Linked DNA regions of Mus musculus: regions 1 and 3 are each linked to region 2. The links are chromatin loops, found by intact Hi-C in ENCODE. Cell type or tissue: left cerebral cortex. All regions are shown on one strand.

Region 1 (4,000 bases), 320 kb after region 2:
GCTCCTTCGTATACCAGGAGACGAGATGGTATTACAGCTGATTGCTTTTCTGAAAGTGGCGTTTACAATATGTTGAGACATCAGTTTTCATCTGATAGGACACAAAAGCCATTATATTGAATCTAAAGGGGGGAGTGGACTATACGCCAAGATTGAGAGAAAGACAGGTTTATAAACTTCGTCCTTATATTTTGCTTTTAAAAAAAAAATGCACTCTTACCTCTTGCCCAGAAAGATTTAATTTTGCTTGCTTGGTGGAGAAAGTGCATCACTAAAACTAAAAGCATGTCAGATTCCGTTGCAACCAGGTTCTCTGTAAGGCTAGGCACTGCACCCGGAAGACTTGATGTGCTCAGGCATTTTCGTTTCAGCAAAACCTATACCCTCTCTGCCTATGCCACGCAAACTGATATAGTGATCACCAGCCATGTGTAGCTATTTAAATTTAAGTCTAAATTAGTTGACATATGAATATAGAATTATTAAAATTAAGCAGAATGCAGAAATGAATTCCTAATTTGAATTTCCTCCTGCTTAAGTGCTCAGACGCTACATATCATTAGTGCCTGACATGATGCTAATACAGGTACAAAATATTTTAATTTCCATGGAATGTCTTTTGGAAAGGAGCTACTCCATACTTTCTTGCTACACTATATTCCTCCCTAAATCCCTGCATAAAAAGAAAGAGTACTGCTTTATAATACCGTTCACCTTGTAGGTAACTGTCGCAAGACCTCTTGGTTATATTGATCAAGTTGCTGCTGATTAGCAAGGTTTACTTATACTTTATAAGATCAGTGAGACAACTTCACATTGACTCTCAAGAGTCCCTTCTTTCCCCTTCTCCCATGTTTGAATTGAGACTCTTCTGTCATTACAAAGAGATCACGAACACAGAGCACACTCCAGGAGAACTGACCCGCATTCTCCTTTTACACTATATCCCTAGGCCATCCCCACCACAGTGGCAATAGAATAAAATAGAATTAGGTCATTCATTCAGGTCTCACAGATATCCCCATTCATGAAGTCATCCATTCTACAAATAGTCACAGAAAACAGCTATATCCCTAGCCATGTGCTAGCCACCAAAGGCACTGCAGTGGAGGAAATGGATATGCTTTGGTGCTTACACTCTAGTGGAAAACAATGAGCACATGTACAAGACAAAAGTACCAAATGATGAAGCCAGAGCCCTGACGTCGTCTCCTGAGTTAAAATTTTGGAGCAAACGACAGAGTGATGCTTGAAAGATAAGATCACTTTTAGATTATATAAGAAAAGGAAGAATGGCAGAAATGTGATTGCAAACAGTACTAACACCATAGTTCAAAGCTTTGAAACTTAAAAGAACAAAAGCAGAATTAGAAAGCTCACTTATTGCGGTAGAGCAGGGATGGGCAGAGATCCAAGTAAGGCCACTGTGTCACCACCTGATCCGAATGTTTTAAAGTGGCTGTGATTGTACAGAATTCACAGAAGTGGGGTGAGAATGGATCCACGGCGAACATTCCTGGGGTTCTCTGTAGAACTGAGCTTTGGGAAACAAGCTGGAGTAAAGCTGAAAGGTAGAGAATGAACCTTAGGGCGGGATAGCTGTATGTTTACTGCAGGGGAGGACTGGAAAAGAGAGGGGAGTTTTTTAAAATGACTCCCAGGATTCTGGTTTTAAGGATCTTTTGGATGTTAACCTGCAAACACTGGGGGAATGTGGCTTTGGGGAAAACCAGGCTGTAAAGTTAGCTTGGAGACTAGCTGAATTAAGAGTGCCTATGAAATGCTAAACAGGGTACACAGACTAGGCAGCATAGATCTGTGGGTCATTATTTATTATTATTATTATTATTATTATTATTATTATTATTATTATGTTATCGGTGACAATAAAGTCATGGGGTCGATGAAATCATCCCTGAGAGAGAATGTGGTGAAAGGAAATGAGTACAGCTAATATAGACACACACATACACACACGCATACACACACACACATGCACACGCACGCATGGGGGTAGAGAGAGAGAGAGAGAGACCTTCATGGTATCTACAGCATGATAAACAAACACCCCATTCGTAATCACCCAGGATTCAGTCTCATCTATTGAATATCTTCGGTTGGCAAAGGTTCCCTTTCCAGATTTCCTGCAGGTTTTCACACGTCTAGATCTTCATTCCTACCACTGGAATAGAGCAGTGAGCTAGAGATCCCCTGGCTCTGAGCCAACAGACAGGCTCGCACCATTCCTTACCACACACTGCCATCTGCTGGCCTTCACCCAAGAGAGGAACTCCTAGCTCCTCTTTATGTTATTTAGACCTTTTAGGTTGTCTCCTAAGAAAACTAAGCAGTTGTCACTATTTTATTTTTTGTGATCTCATCAACTTCCCTGTGATTCATAGAGAAAAATCAAGTTATACAGTAAAATTCATCCATTTCTCTGATCCTTTATTCAAATATTGTTTATGTAAATGTCAAAACATATAGGCACCTTTAATACAGGGAAGAAATTGAAATAATTGTTGCCATAAATTATAATAGACATGCTTCTATAACATCACAATGCTTCTTATTTAGTTTATGAAATTCAGTCAACTTTGAATTAGAGTCTTTTTCCTAGACATAAACCAAATTTTATACCAAAATTATTTTTATGGTTGATAAAGCAAAACTTCATGGTTTCCATGTCAGTCACAAACTTCTGAACACAGCTCCAACCTTAAAAAGCAGCATAAAGTAAACTTCATGTAAAACTAAGTAATAAACAATATAAAAGTATACTTTCTGTCCATTTCTGTATCTCCTCACTTGCAGATATGTGTAAATTTACAAAAGAAAAAAAAAAAAAAAAGACTGGAGAGATGGCTCAGAAGAGCACTGGCTGCTCTTCCGCGGCAACCACATGGTGGCTCACAACCATCTGTAGTGAGATCTGATGCCCTCTTCTGGTGTGTCTGAAGACAGCAACCGTGTACTTAGACATAATAATAAATAAATCTTTTTAAAAATTGCAAAAAGAAAGAAATAAAGAAAGGGAGGGAGGAAGGAAGGAAGGAAGGAAGGAAGGAAGGAAGGAAGGAAGGAAGGAAGAAAGAAAGAAAGAAAGAAAGAAAGAAAGAAAGAAAGAAAGGAAGAAAGAAAGAGAGAAAGAGAGATGAGAGAGAAAGAAAGAAAGAAAGAAAGAAAGAAAGAAAGAAAGAAAGAAAGAAAGAAAGAAAGAAAGAAAGGAAGGAAGGAAGGGAGGGAGGGAGAGAGGAAGGAAGGAAGGAAGGAAGGAAGGAAGGAAGAAGGAAGGAAGGAAGGAAGGAAGGAAGGAAGAAAGAAAGAAAGAAAGAAAGAAAGAAAGAAAGAAAGAAAGAAAGAAGGTTCAAACTTTCAAGGATCAACTGAAATGCACATAAGGCTATTATGTAACTCTACTTAATTCAAACAATTTCAGTTTGGGCTAAATATCAATAAAGAAATACAATAAAATGGATTAAGATTTAGAATTCAATGATGTCATCATCACTTATTATAACTCTAAAATTTTTGAAAGATAAGAATTTGAACACTCCTCTGTCACATGAGTATTATATATATCATTCAGTTGTCATAGGAGAAGATAAAAGACCAAAGTCAATCATCAAATGACTTAAATGATACAGCAAAACCAAAGAACCAATGTAAAATCCTATCGCTCTTAATTACCGAAGTCCCCTACAGTACTGTCGCTTATACAAACATCGCTACGCATTATAATTTGGTCTTTCATCAAAAGCTACACAGAATGTTCACATCTGTCAGTGCTTACTTCGGGCCCTCACTATAAATTGTGTAATCATTGAATGAATCATTGATGAATAAATATGGAGGATGCTGGGCTCTGCAGCAGTAAGCGATGAGTTAAATAAAACAATGACTGCCCTTGCAGCAGCTTGAAGCCCCGACACAGCCGCTGCGTAAATCAAGTGAGACAGAGATGGGAAAGTGCTCAGAAAGTCATAAATCATACAAGGAA
Region 2 (4,000 bases):
GACTGTTTCAGTCTCACCACCATATCCACATCCTTGTCAACAGAAATGAAGAAAAAAAAAAAGGAGAAAAAGGCATGCACAGGCTCCATAATAGCATAACCTGGGTTAGAAATCCTTACATCTCCAATTACACACGAGAGAAAAAAAAAAAAAAAAAAAAAAAAAAAAAAAAACAGAACAGACTTAGCTGATTGGCGATTGTGTACCATGCACAAAATTTTATTACATTAATAGAAAAAATTCTATGAGGGGACAAAGAATAAAATGCCCTGTCTGGATGATGCACAACTGATATTTTTATGATTGATAGTCCACATAGAGAACACTTTTATAACCAGAACGTATCTGCCCACTGAATTTTCACTCTGAGCTTCAGTCAAGCAGAACTACAGCCAAAATACACTAAGTAGCCCTCAAAATAGAATAGAGACATTTGAAAGGCTGAAGAGAACTTAGGTTGTTTTTTTTTTTTTTAAGAAGGTAAGATAAATAAAGAATGGAATCATGGAGTGGTGTTGGGGTTTTCTGGGCATTTCAGCTTAATAAGTTTTAAATTTAATAATTTAGAACTTTTTATTAGGTATTTATTTCAGTTACATTTCCAATGCTATCCCAAAATTCCTCCACACGCTCCCCCACCCACTCACCCACCCACCCACTCCTACTTCTTGGCCCTGGAGTTCCCCTGTACTGAGTCATATAAAGTTTGCAAGACCAATGGGCCTCTCTTTCCACTGATGGCCGACTAGGCCATCTTCTGATACATATGCAGCTAGAGACACAAGCTCCAGGGGTACTGATTAGTTCATATAATTATTCCACCTATAGGGCTGCAGATCCCTTTAGCTCCTTGGTTACTTTCTCTAGCTCCTCCATTAGGGGCCCTGTGATCCATCCAATAGCTGACTGTGAGCATCCACTTCTGTGTTTGCTAGGCCCCAGCATAGTCTCACAAGAGACAGCTATATCTGGGTCCTTTCAGCAAAATCTTGCTAGTGTATGTAATGGTGACAGCGTTTGGAAGCTGATTATGGGATGGATCCCCGGATGACTCAAATTTTTGAAATAAGTGGATTCTTGGTCTCAGAATGAAGCTCTCCCTCCTTCCCTCCCCCCTCTCTCTCTGAATGTTTGAGTAAAATTATTTTATCAATTGTAAATGGCAAAGGAAATCCATTTCTATTCTTTTTTGCATTTATAGTGCCCATGTTTTGTTATTGATAAGAATATTAAGCAATTTTGAGCAAATGTTGCTTGACACATGTCTTTAGAAGCCCTTGGGAATTCTATTTTACTACATGAAATCCTTGGTCTGGCAAAGAGTACAAACAAGATGCTTCACAAAACCTTAAATCCCATGCAGTATTTAAACTAGCATGTGTCAATAAACAAGGCCAGGCTGGATGTTCGATCATTCAATTCAAACGATCACTGCAGAGGAAACTAGAGCTTGTTAAATATATGAGAAAACTAAAGATATGGGATATGTAAAGGTGGCATTTTCTCAAAAAGAAAGCCTCTATCTAGATATGGTTTTAGTGAGAGAGAAATGAAAGGAGAATATGCAGAATATCAGTAACAACAAGTAATTGGGAGTTGAATTATTTAGGAGTGGCAAATGACAACTGGCTGGGTTTCAACTAATCATTTCCTGAAGACAGGAAAAGAAAATGATTAATGGAAATCTTCAACACATTTTTATTTGTAAAATGTGTGTTGATGACTTTTATGTTACATAACCACTAATGAGCAGGAGTATGTGGGCTGAGGCAGAGAACTGGAGACTTAGGAAGCATCTGCAGGAGGCATGCTTACTGAGCTGTGTGTGCAGATGTAGGGACATGGACCCAGAAGGACAGGAGCACAGCACACACAGGCTGTTTGCTAGGGCTGTATTTCTGGGCTGATTTACTAGGTGGCGATATAATCTTAAAAATAAGCATTCACATTCCTGACACTGTCTCTGCACCATGTTTTTCACAGATAGTTTTCATTTCCAATACTTCCCTTTTCTCTTTGACTTCTGCCGTTTTTTTCGCCTGAAATCCTGTGTCATCTCCTCCGTTCCAATAATAGAAAAACGATCAAAACCCAAGCTGCTCTTACAAAGAGGCTATTGAAATTCCCTCTCTAGCCTGGCTTTCTGCAAGAAGCTCTTCAGTCTTCTACTAGCACTAGCTTCAGAGCACTGTCTAACATTCAAATTTCTTCCTTGCTTATCTGAAAGTTTCTACTGTTGAAACATAAAAGTAAACCCATCTTCAAGTAAACATAAGCCTTGCTTCATTTCATGGATCAAGATTCCTTGGGACCAACTAAAAGTAACTCATTTTAAAGTTTATTTATTTATTTATTTATTTTGAAAAATCTTAGTAATCTAGTTCTATAACCTCCATCTTTTCTGTCCTCAGATATGAAACCTCAGAGAAACATGAAATTCTAAAGGACCTTATAAAGCTATGAATAAGTAAATATAAGTGAAAGTGCTTGATAAACAGTTAAATGATGTGCAATTATTATTATTTCCCAACAATAGTACTTCCCAAAGCAGGAAGTATCACAGAAATGGAGAAGTCTAGAAGACTCCTGTAATTTGTGTTTATCTTTGATTGTTTCCTTTAAATTATGCCAAGACCTATATCATATAACTTACCTCCAAGGATATCATATAACTTATCTCCTTGGAATACATGGTATAACTGTGTGGGACATTATGAGTATAAAGTAACAAGGAACATGTTATAATTCATAACCTTAAGAGACACATATTGGCTAAGCAGAAATTGACACTGTGAAAAAAATGATTCTGACACAACATATTTGTAGTCAGGGCTCAGAGGAAAGAGAGTGGGAAATCAGGGATAAGGTGAAATTAAATGAGAGCAAGTGAGTCCTTGAACACATCCTACAAGAATGAGACGAATACTGATAGAAGGAGGAGGAGGAGGCAAGATGGAGACACATCCAGAGAAATGAACCTTGTAGGTAGTTGGGATCAAACAAGTGTTCATGTGAGGCAGAATCAATCAGGGAGGAGATTGCTTGAGACGCTGGTGGGTACTGTTAAGTAATAGAAATCGGGGCAGACTGTTAGAGGTTGGAGTGTAGAAGGCAGTAAGATTCAGGTAGAAAAGATTTGATGTGACAGAAAATACCTAGCACTTCCAGAGGCACCAGGGCAACACTGCAAAGAATCATCTTAAGGAAGATTTACCTGGCGCTGAGAGATGGAAACAGAAAAACCAGGGAGATTAGACAGAAGAGCAAAATTATCATGCAGGCAGTTGCAGTGCAGATATATCCACAGAAATAAATCCAAGTAATGTCTCAAGCAAGTATCCAAATGCTGAGAATAACCAATATAGGTATGTGAAATAGACAAAGCTCAGCTTCTATCGAGGATAATAGTTATTTCCCTGAAAATGATGAGCAAATTTAAGAGGATACTAGGTATAAATTACAATATTAAAGATTACATACCTAGAGGATTATAGGGAATATGAGATAGTCACCTACACAGAGGTAGTAATTGAGAGAAGAAAATAAAATGAAATGATTCTGACATCCAATTTGGAGTTATTGTACCTCCTGTGTTTAGAGCCTAAGGAATACTGGTAAGAAAGACACAGAGAGAAATATGTGATGCCACTAGAAAGACCAACAGCCCAAAGCATTTATAATATCATAAAATAAACTCTACATCAAACAATCCAGTGTAGGAGCAGAGGAGAGATGAATCAATAATGCAGAGGACAAAAGAAATACTGACAACATCTTTGAGCAGGAAGATATGCCTATAGTCTGTTTCAAAATAAGAATAGAGAATATTGAGGACTTTAGAAACAGAGAGCTTCCTGTCAGGAGGACTAGCATATGTAATTGCAAACAGATGTAAGCATGTACATTATACTCAAGGAAGTGTTAATGTTTGAACTGCCTGGGGTGGTGAGAGACAGACTCGGTGAAGAAAGTCAAGGAAATGCAAAAGTTTGGAAATGAG
Region 3 (4,000 bases), 700 kb after region 2:
ATTTGAAAAGAAACGTGCTCAGAAAGGCCAGCCATTTCTTTCAGCTTTTCCCTGAGGACATAAAACTTATTCCTTTTCTAATAACTCAAATGTGTAATCTCCAAGTAACACCAATCATTTCGTGACACTTCCTTACACACCCCAGGGTTCGGCACCACTCACAATCCAGTCATTTCAGTCATCTGTGAAGCCACGATCGAATGCCAATGCTGTATGCCCTGGACATTTCAATCTAAGTTGGCCTAGTCGCGATGGTTTTCAAGTTATTTAACTCCTTAACACTCCCATGTTACTCAATCCAAATTGTTTGGTATTTCCAAATCTCACTTTTAAAATGCATATTTTCTAGCTTGTTTGTGTAAAGAAAAGGGGAAAATGTAATCTAGTCTGTTGTCTACCTCCAAAAACAGACGAAGACTATTCCCAGAAATACAACTATGCTTACACATATGCTGGTCTGCCAGCTTATGGATGGCATTTCCTGTTGTCATAGAGCAGCAACAGTGCCGGATTTCTCCTGACAGTGCATATTTAATTTTTTCCCCCTTAGGCATCTTTATTGGTACAGCGACTAAGCAGAAATGTAACTGGTATTTTGCAAAAGTTTTTTTTTTTTTTTTTTTTGGTTTTTCGAGACAGAGTTTCTCTGTATAGCCCTGGCTGTCCTGGAACTCACTCTGTAGACCAGGCTGGCCTCAAACTCAGAAATCTGCCTGCCTCTGCCTCCCGAGTGCTGGTATTAAAGGCGTGCACCACCACGCCCGGCAATCCTGCAAAAGTTTTAATTTGGCAAATATGATTAGAAAGACAAATACTAAACATTCATTTGACTTATTCGGGAGTAATTTCCTCGGCTAGAAATAGCAGGGTACACTCGGGAGGTACAGCTCCAAAACTCAGGAGGCTGAGGCAGGAGGATCGCTTGTTCTCAGAAGTTCAAGACCAACTTAGGCACACAGCATGACTCCATCTCAGAAGGATGCCAAAAGAATCCTGGTGAGAAAATAAAACCCCAACTGGATGTCAAGTGTTGCTTTGCCTCCAGCTAGCTCCCAACTCCTTTGTTTCATTATATTATTATTACATTCAGTGTGTACACATGTGCGCATGCGTGCCACAGAGAGAAAGAGTGTGTGTGTGTCTGTGTGTGTGTGTCTCTGTGTGTGTGTGTCTCTGTGTGTGTCTGTGTGTGTGTCTGTGTGTGTGTGTCTGTGTGTGTGTCTGTGTGTGTGTCTGTGTGTGTGTGTGTGTCTCTGTGTGTGTATGTCTCTGTGTGTGTCTGTGTGTGTGTCTGTGTCTCTGTGTGTGTGTGTCTGTGTGTGTGTGTGTCTGTGTTTCTGTGTGTGTGTGTCTGTGTATGTGTGTCTGTGTGTGTGTGAGTGTGTGTGTGTGTCTGTGTGTGTGTGTGTGTCTGTGTGTCTGTGTCTGTGTGTGTGTCTGTGTGTGTGTCTGTGTGTGTGTCTGTGTGTGTGTGTGTCTGTGTCTCTGTGTGTGTGTGTGTCTGTGTTTCTGTGTGTGTGTGTGTGTCTGTGTGTGTGTGTCTGTGTCTGTGTGTGTGTGTGTGTGTCTGTGTGTGTGTCTGTGTGTGTGTGAGTGTGTCTGTGTGTGTGAGTGTGTGTGTGTCTGTGTGTGTGTGAGTGTGTGTGTGTCTGTGTGTGTGTCTGTGTGTGTGTGAGTGTGTGTGTGTGTATTACAGGAGTAGGTTCTCTCCTTCTGCTATGCGGAAGCCAAGGGATCAAACTCAGGTCATCAGGCTAGACCGGCAGGGCTTTTCCAGCTGAGCTGTCTCACCTGCCCTCCTTGATTTAACGTATCAAAGCCGCATAGCCAGAGACCTGCAGAGAATGCACCTGGGGCACAAAGAAAATATTTACTGGAATGAGAATTAAAAGTGATTTTGAAGTTACAATTTTACCCCTGGTAATTTGGCAGATTCAGTTATTTTGTGTCAAATACATGTTAAAAAGAAAAGTATATATCACACAGGAAGCAATTACCATTTCCATGAGAATGTTAATTATATTTACTACCAGAGTTTAGTCAAGCAAAGCAAATCAATTACTGAACCCGACATTCATTCTTTAAATGTAGGATGCTGTTTAGGAGCGAAACGCACGTGCCTCTAGTGCCCCCTTGCGGTCAATTTGTACAAAAGTGTCTCCTGACTCATTTCAAATGCTGCTTTAAAAGTGTATTTTGGGGTTTCCCATGTACTACGGGTATTTCCTCCATAGGGGGCACTAATCAATATCTATCCCCCACCTACAACAGTCCCAAAGACAAACTAAGATTCACCCTGCGTAACCAATGAGTTTACTGGGCCTACTTAAAGACCATGGATGAGGGGTTACTGACAGGAGTGTGTGTGACCCTGAGGAACCACACTGGAATATCTTCACGCAGCGACAGGAACTGGCTTCCCCGTAGCAACCGATGGAGTCCAGTTGTTCTCATCGTCTTCCCCACCAGAGACCCCAAAGGTCACTGGCAGCCAAGACAAATGGCAAAGAGAACTAGCTGGTGGCTCAGGTGAGTATCCAAAGACGCTCCCGATCCCTCGTGAGAGAATGCCAACAAACTCGGCTGCGGTGACCTTATGCAAACATATGATGATGGTAATTTCTTCGGGGGCGGGGGAAGACAGTGCCATACAACTCTACATCATCCATTACTCTAATGAGGGTTATCTGGACCAAAAACAGAACAAAAATGAGAGGAATAAAGGCTGAGAAATTTTCCTCAATAACCTATAAAGATGAAAGGATGACAGTGATACCATGAGAATTAAGGGCAGAAATTTGGGTACCATCTCAGCAAGATAAGCAAGGTCCCAAATAAAGGAATGAGTTCAATTTCCAACGAGGGTGGGATCCATCAAAGACCCTGCGTCATTTAGCTGTGAGTGTGTAGGGACCACAGCACAGAGACTAGTAACGATTCATCAGTCATTCTGACACTGGGGAAGTCTGTCCTCCACTAGACTCTTGCCTTTGATAAGCAGGTCTACTCTGACTAAAAACAGTTTCTTGCTTTTGACTAAAATGACAGCATTTGAGTGTTGGTAGCAGGGCAGTTTCGAGCCATACACTGCATTCTAAATATGAATTAGCTTATATATAAGTAGTAAAACTTGTAGGAAAGAAAGCTTCAAAATATAGAAGTCATAGAAAAACAAGAAAGGGGCAAAGGTTATGAATTCTTTCACATCGGTCTAAAAATCTTCCCTGACAATGTCATTCGGAGTCTGGTACAAAGTGATTATGTGCTGTTGCCCTGTTTAGATGTGTGTGTGTGTGTGTGTGTGTGTGTGTGTGTGTGTGTGCACGAGTGTGTGTGTGTCTGTGTCTGTGTGTGAGCATGATTATGTGTCTGTGTGTGTGAGCATGAGTGTGTGTGTCTGTGTGTGTGAGCACGAGTGTGTATGTGTGCGTGTGTCTGTGTCTGTCTGTGTGTGAGCATGAGTGTGTGTGTCTGTTTCTGTGTGTGTGAGCACGAATGTGTGTGTGTGTGTCTGTGTGTGAGCACGAGTGTGTGTATGTGTCTGTGTGTAAGCACGAGTGTGTGTGTCTGTGTCTGTGTGTCTGTGTCTGTCTGTGTGTGAGCATGAGTGTGTGTGTCTGTGTCTGTGTGTGGGAGCACGAGTGTGTGTGTCTGTGTGTGAGCACGAGTGTGTATGTGTCTGTGTGTGTAAGCACGAGTGTGTGTGTCTGTATCTGTGTGTCTGTGTCTGTCTGTGTGTGAGCATGAGTGTGTGTGTCTGTGTCTGTGTGTGGGAGCACGAGTGTGTGTGTGTGTGTGTGTCTGTGTGTGAGCACGAGTGTGTGTATGTGTCTGTGTGTGTAAGCACGAGTGTGTGTGTCTGTGTCTGTGTGTCTGTGTCTGTCTGTGTGTGAGCATGAGTGTGTGTGTCTGTGTCTGTGTGTGGGAGCACGAGTGTGTGTGTCTGTGTGTGAACACGAGTGTGTGTGTCTGTGTGTGTAAGCACGAGTGTGTGTGTCTG

What was found. Peaks named below come from ENCODE experiments on the same cell type or tissue, not always from the same donor. Only the 100,000 strongest peaks of a DNase experiment are listed, where the experiment ranks them.
Region 1: a loop joins it to region 2, with 5 times the contacts of the local background. A loop is called at or near these places in 18 of 42 quality-filtered maps.
Region 3: a loop joins it to region 2, with 8 times the contacts of the local background. A loop is called at or near these places in 3 of 42 quality-filtered maps.

What each region holds. Positions count from the first base shown.
Region 1 is chr16:55,467,026-55,471,025 of GRCm38, forward strand. The region is part of intron 2 of Gm45968 (a long non-coding RNA gene); the gene reads right to left. Among named protein-coding and RNA genes, the nearest start is that of Mir5118, 26 kb to the right of the region's middle. In left cerebral cortex, CTCF peaks have their summits at 2,275 (motif pointing left) and 2,929 (motif pointing left); a DNase peak (open chromatin) is centred at 2,234.
Region 2 is chr16:55,150,061-55,154,060 of GRCm38, forward strand. No RefSeq gene overlaps it. Among named protein-coding and RNA genes, the nearest start is that of Zpld1, 130 kb to the right of the region's middle. In left cerebral cortex, a CTCF peak has its summit at 1,910; DNase peaks (open chromatin) are centred at 1,897 and 3,976; H3K27ac peaks cover 335 bases.
Region 3 is chr16:55,850,930-55,854,929 of GRCm38, forward strand. All of the region lies in intron 4 of Nxpe3 (neurexophilin and PC-esterase domain family, member 3), which reads right to left. Among named protein-coding and RNA genes, the nearest start is that of Nfkbiz, 31 kb to the left of the region's middle. In left cerebral cortex, a CTCF peak has its summit at 2,127 (motif pointing left); a DNase peak (open chromatin) is centred at 2,128.